2 separate regions of the Homo sapiens genome follow, and region 2 is linked to region 1. The links are chromatin loops, found by intact Hi-C in ENCODE. Cell type or tissue: heart right ventricle. All regions are shown on one strand. Each heading gives the region's core, and the rest is flanking DNA. Links, peaks and the distances in the headings are about the cores only. Region 1 overlaps CD44 (CD44 molecule (IN blood group)). Region 2 overlaps LOC105376627 (a long non-coding RNA gene).

The links. A loop is a pair of places that touch in the nucleus more often than their neighbours do. Peaks named below come from ENCODE experiments on the same cell type or tissue, not always from the same donor. Only the 100,000 strongest peaks of a DNase experiment are listed, where the experiment ranks them.
Region 2: a loop joins it to region 1, with 2.1 times the contacts of the local background. A loop is called at or near these places in 21 of 110 quality-filtered maps.

What each region holds. Positions count from the first base shown.
Region 1 is chr11:35,157,154-35,160,068 of GRCh38, forward strand. All of the region lies in intron 1 of CD44 (CD44 molecule (IN blood group)), which reads left to right. Among named protein-coding and RNA genes, the nearest start is that of SNORD164, 4.3 kb to the right of the region's middle. In heart right ventricle, for the core only: no CTCF peak of the experiment used is centred there; a DNase peak (open chromatin) is centred at 1,720; H3K27ac peaks cover 2,226 bases.
Region 2 is chr11:35,086,363-35,089,277 of GRCh38, forward strand. It overlaps LOC105376627 (a long non-coding RNA gene), which reads left to right. Exons shown (of 4, transcript XR_931194.2): 1 at 1-524; 2 at 2,076-2,213. Among named protein-coding and RNA genes, the nearest start is that of CD44-DT, 50 kb to the right of the region's middle. In heart right ventricle, for the core only: no CTCF peak of the experiment used is centred there; a DNase peak (open chromatin) is centred at 1,469; H3K27ac peaks cover 1,686 bases.

The DNA of each region.
Region 1 (2,915 bases), core at 191-2,690:
ATGGAGACACTGAATTTGGATTCTCCTTTTTGAAGTCCCCATATCCACTTCAGTATTGGGGTGATTTTGATGGGATTGTGACTTACCATGGTGGATGCATCCTGTGAGTTCCAAACTCAACTTCTTAAAAAACCTTGTCTATCATCTATCCATCTATCTGTCTGTCTGTCTATCTATCTATCTATCTATCTATCTATCTATCTATCTATCTATCATCTGTCTGTATTCTATGTTCCATCTATCATCTATCTGTCATATATCTATCTCTATCTATTAATTATCTCTATCTTTATCTATTTATATCTATCATCTATCTGCCATATATCTATCTCTATCTCTTAATTGTCTCTATCTTTATCTATTTATATCTATCATCTATCTATATCTATCATCTTTTAACCTATCTGTTTCTATTGGAATAAGAGACAAGTGCTTGAAAAGCAGAGGAGAGTCAATACACAGGCCACATCTTCTCTCACTCCCTCCTTCCTCCTCATAGCTGTGAGCCACCCCAGTCCCTGTACCTGCTTCCTTGGCTGGCATCATCTAAGAAATCATCTCTTCCACAGTTTCCTGCAAGGGCATCACCCCAAGGGAAGCTGAACACATGCAACATCTGCCCACTCAGGATAAGTGTGAGGGATAAGGAGGAAACATTTTTCCTCTAGAGACAGGACTGTTGGGGCAAGGGCTGGGGAAGCAAGACATGGATACTCCAGGCTACTTCTTGCTGGGGCTGAGGGGAGTGCTCGGTGTGGCTCCCCTCTGGGACGTGTTTAGGGCAGCTCTCTCGCCTCTGAAACAAGCCTCATCAGATCATCCCCAGGCTTCCTTCCGCATAGTTTCTGATGATATAGGAAAGGAGCCCGATTATCTGTTTGAGCTTCCTGTTCTTTGTATTGTTTGGAAGGCTAAAGTCAACAGCCACTTTTGTATTCTGCATTGTTTGCGTTGTTAAAAACTCTGGAAAACTCATCTGGTTTCTTCTCCAAAAGTAGCTTCCCAGAGCCCTGGGAGACACTCAGAAATAAGATCCTTTTCAAATAGGCCAGCAGGGACCAGGGTCTCTCAGAACCAGCTTTCCTATCTTCTTCCAAAGGCCGGAATTGAGAAGGTTTACTCCAGCCCACATAATTGAGTCTCTGGGCTGTCAAGGACGCATTGGGGAGTTTGCTTCTGGTGTGCTGGGTGCTTAGAAAGCCGTATGAATTGCAGAGATAGAGTTGGGTTCCAGTTCTGCCAGTCACCAATTATGTGGCCTTAAGCAGTTTACTTAACTTTTCTGAGCCTCAATTTTCTCTTCTCTAAAATAGAGTTGTAATATACCTATGGCTTAGAGTTGTGTAAGGACTGACGCGATCACAGACTTGAAACCCTTGATAGAACGACTGGCATGGAGTAAGCATTCAACAGTCATAATTAAGGTCATTGTGATGATTACACTTGGGGCCTCTCCATTCACCATTTGCCCCAACTGTGTTCCTGCTGCACTTGAAAATGATTCCAGCTGCCTCTGGAAGATTTTCATCCCATTTCTGGGAAAAACATTAGCCAATAAACTCTCATTGAATTTGGCAGGGCGGGCACACCAGCAAGCTGACACTATGTGCATACAGGCTTCCTGGAACAACTGTTGCTGAGCAAATGAAGCAGCATGGAATGTTCCGGGAAGCAGGATTATTGCTGTAGCTGGTGAAAGTGAACTGGGAAACGCACTCCAGGTCCTGTCTTTACTTGCACAATTACAGTCAATCCCCAAGGCTGCTTGTCTCAGCAGGATCAGCCTCTTCCTGCCTTCTGTCCTGGCAGTGGGTGGTGGGGCTGGAGGAAGAAATGGTGTTTTCCTCCCTCTCCCATTGCAATTGTTTCCTTACAGTGCTGTTCTCTGAGGCCAGAGAACAGAAGGGCTCTTTCCAGAGGCAGTTTAACAGAGTAGCTTCCTTTTCATTCTGAGAAGTTTGGAGTTTCCCAGAGTCCACTTCCTCCCTAGAAGCGCAAGCTTGGAATTTCTTGGTTGCCAATGAGGTGCCAGCTTCTGAGTGCATAAAGTGTGTCCATCGTTTTTAATCAATTCTCTCATCTCCAAAAATACCTTTAATTGCCTTTAGCTGCTTAGTTCTGCTGTCCTCTAAAGAAAACAAGATCTGGCCACTCCCAGCCACACCTCAGAAGTGAGTAAGGCTTTTGCACCTTTTAATAGGAGTATTTACATGTGTGTCGGTTTCTCATCTGCTTTTAATTTCATTAGAGTGTGATTTTGGACTGTTGTTTGAGATGAAAGAGCAGATTATCAAAGTGCAGATGATTTTTTCATGGTGCAAACACATCATAAATTAGAAACTATGAGACCCCTTTGCAGCGGGGAAGACTGGGGCCAGTCATCCAAGGTTTCATCTTCCTGTAGGAGAAGGGAAAAAAAACGGACATTTATTAACTATCTGTTATGATCCAGACTCTCTACTGGTGCTTTTTGTATATTTATTCTCTAACTCCCATCAACTTCTCTTTGAGAGAGGCAGCAAATGACAACTGAATAAATGAATGGCTGAATTTCATCAGAGCCAGTTTACAGGCAGAGAAACTGAGGCTCATAAAGCGGACGTAACCTGCCTGAGATGTCTCAGCTTTTATATGGTGGGGCTGGAATTCAATTCAGAGCTCCTTCTCCCTTTTAACACTACACTGCAAGTTCCCATTCAGCTTCATGGGATTAATCCTGTTCTTCTGTCCCTAGAATGGAGCCTTGAAAGTTCAAGGTGTCTCCTTTTCCTAAGAAACTGGATTTTTCTGGCTCCTTGAGAATTGAGGAGCTCAAAACAATTGAGAACTCTTGGGAGGCATCTTCAGGAAAGGAGGTGGTGGAAACTTTCCTCTCCTCACTCTCCCCAGGGGCAATGGGGCCTCCAAGGCCATCA
Region 2 (2,915 bases), core at 315-2,814, 71 kb before region 1:
GTATGGAACTTGGCACTGGGGAAGTGACAGTCAAAAGTCAGTTAAATCTCAGCTGTGACTTCAGCTGGCATAGTGACTTTGATCAATGCCTGCAAATTCTCTGGGCTCTGGTTTCTTTATTTGTAAAATGGATGTGTGGCTGAGGAGAAAGAACTTGTCTATCTGGTCTCCAAGTTGACTTTTCTGTTAAAATTCCCTGACTCTTTGAGCCTCCTAGAAATAATCAGCCCCCGATAGGCAAGCTTCCCTTTGACCTGTTTATTAGTTTTCTAGGGCTGCCATAGAAAGTACGGCAAACAGGGCACCTGTAGTCCCAGCGAGGCTGAGGCAGGAGAATGGCGTGAACCCGGGAGGCGGAGCTTGCACTGAGCCGAGATCGCGCCACTGCACTCCAGCCTGGGCGACAGAGCAAGACTCCGTCTCAAAAAAAAAAAGAAAGTACAGCAAACAGAGTGACGTAAACAACAGAAATTTATTGTCTCATGGTTCTGGAGTCTACAAGTTGGACATCTAAGTATCTGCAGGTTGGTTCCTTCTAAGGGCTGTGAGGGAGAATCTGCTCCATGACTCTTCCCTGGCTTCTGGTTTGCTGGAGATTTTTTACATTCCTTGGCTTATAGATCCCTGTCTTCGTGTTCATATGATGTTCTCCTCTGTGTATCTGTGCCCAAATTTCCCCTTTTCATAGGGATACCAACCATATTAGACTACAGGCCCACCCTACATCATTATAAATTCGTCTTAACTAATCACACTTGCAAAGACCCTATTTCCAAATAAGGCCATGTTCTGGTGTATTGGCAGTAGGACTTCAACTTATGAATTTTGGGGGGACACAATTCAACCCATAACAACTAGGTTTATTCATTTCTACCTTAGAATCTTTGGTCCAGTCTGACCCAAGATGGTAAATAGTTTTCATTTCAGTTGCTAAATCTTATCAATTAAAGTCATTACCTGGAGTGTTGTGTGAAGACATGTGAGTTGACATCTTTTTCCCTTTAGTGGGAAAGGCAACCGGAATTGGTTCAGCCCACCTGAGAAACAGGAGATTTAAAAAATCCTACTGTCTATCTTTGAACCAAGGACCCCACCCAAAAGGGAGAAACCTACAAAGAACTACTTTTTTTGGAGCTCTCCAATTGAAATGGTTCCCAAAAGGTGATTGCCAATTTGCAATCTTGCTACAGACAATCACACTAGCAGGGCCATCAAGCCCATCCCATGAGAATGATCAAATCTCCAATAAGACTCAGCTGTTCCATGGGGGAGTGAGGGGAATGAAGCATTCAGAAAGATAAAATCATCTGGGTTTTCTGAATGTTTTCCCTGCTGAGGTTGAGGCTGAGAACTTGCATTGGCTGAAGACTTGCAGCTGGAACCAGATAGGAAGTAAGCTTCTGGAAGCACTAAAATGAATTGTCACTCCCACTCTCGATACCCACAGCTTCAAAACCACCAGATGCTGACAGCTGCTGTGGAAATCTAAGCAAGTGGAGGGATATCCAGATTGAGCTGGCCAAGTTTGGTACAAGAGCTAAGAGTCTGGGAACAATGGGAGGTCAGCTTTCTGTGTCACTGTGGATACAAAGGAAGTACTTTTGAGACACAGACAGGAAGTGACTGAGGACTTTAAGGGCAGCTTGGGCTATCCAGGAAAGTTCTTCATTCTTGTTTTTTTCTGCTGAGGCTCTAGAGGGACACCTGTCAGACTGACCAAGGCCGAAGATGGCTCCCTACCAGAGAGATTCAACTGAGGGCTTGCGATAGGTCTTGTGACATTGCTATTGATCTTGAGACATTCATCTGAAGCATGATTGTCACTGGCTTCAAACTTTCCTCATCATAAGAGAGGGACTGGGTCTACTTCAAATGTTTCGCACTAATGAAGTTAACATTCCCTTTCATGGTGAGGTAAGTTGATTGCATTAACAGCCCCAGTTTTTCATTCTCCCCTGAGGCCACCCATTTGGTAGTACCCTCCCACACTGATTCTTGGTTTAGTCATGTAACTTGCTTTAACCTCCAACAGAAGCTTGAAAAACACTTGTTCATTTCTGCTTGCCCTCCTTAAGCTCTGCCCTCATCATGAGACCATGCCCAGGCTAGTCTGCTGGAAGGAAGTCAGAGGCACACGGAAGAGAGCCACATTCAGCCAAGGCCATTCTAGACCAGTTGTTCCCTGTCACTTCACTAATTGGCCACAGCACAAGGTAAGTACAGCCAAGATCAGCAGAATCACCCAGCTGACCTGTTGAATTATGAGAAATAAGGAATGGTTGTTGTTTTAAGTCACTAAATTTTGCAGTGGTTTGTTACTTAGCAATAACTAGTAAAAATGGTCTTCTTCATGTAAGGGTAAAGAGGGAGGGTTCATAGATTGGGCTTAAACTGTGTTCACTGTTGACATTCAATCTGACTAGGAAGCTCTGAGAAACTGACTGGGCAGGTCTGTTAGAAGGCTATTTGCATGTGATGCCTCCAGGAAGAGAACGTCCTAAGGCAAGAACAAGTCAAGGAGAGAAGGCTGGCCAGGGAACAAAGACTTAGTCATAGAGAGGCTGAGAAAATCCACCCCGGTGTCTGTCATTCTAATGGGTCCTCTGGCTTAGGCTCAATAGATTATTGTCTGACTCTTACAGTTGAAGGTAGAGGCAAGGTGTAGGTAGAAAGGATTATTTCAGTAACAGCTCCATAGGACGCCGAGACACAAGCTCCACAGCATTAAGATTAGTGTAAAAAAAAAAAAAGTAATACAATTGCAGCAGGCTGGGTGTGGTGGCTCACACCTATAGTCCCAGCACTTTGGAAGGCTGAGGTGGGAGGATTGCTTGAGGCCAGGAGCTTGAGACCAGTCTGGGCAACATAGTGAGATCCTATCTCTATTAAAAAAAAAAAAGTAATAGCCAGGCATG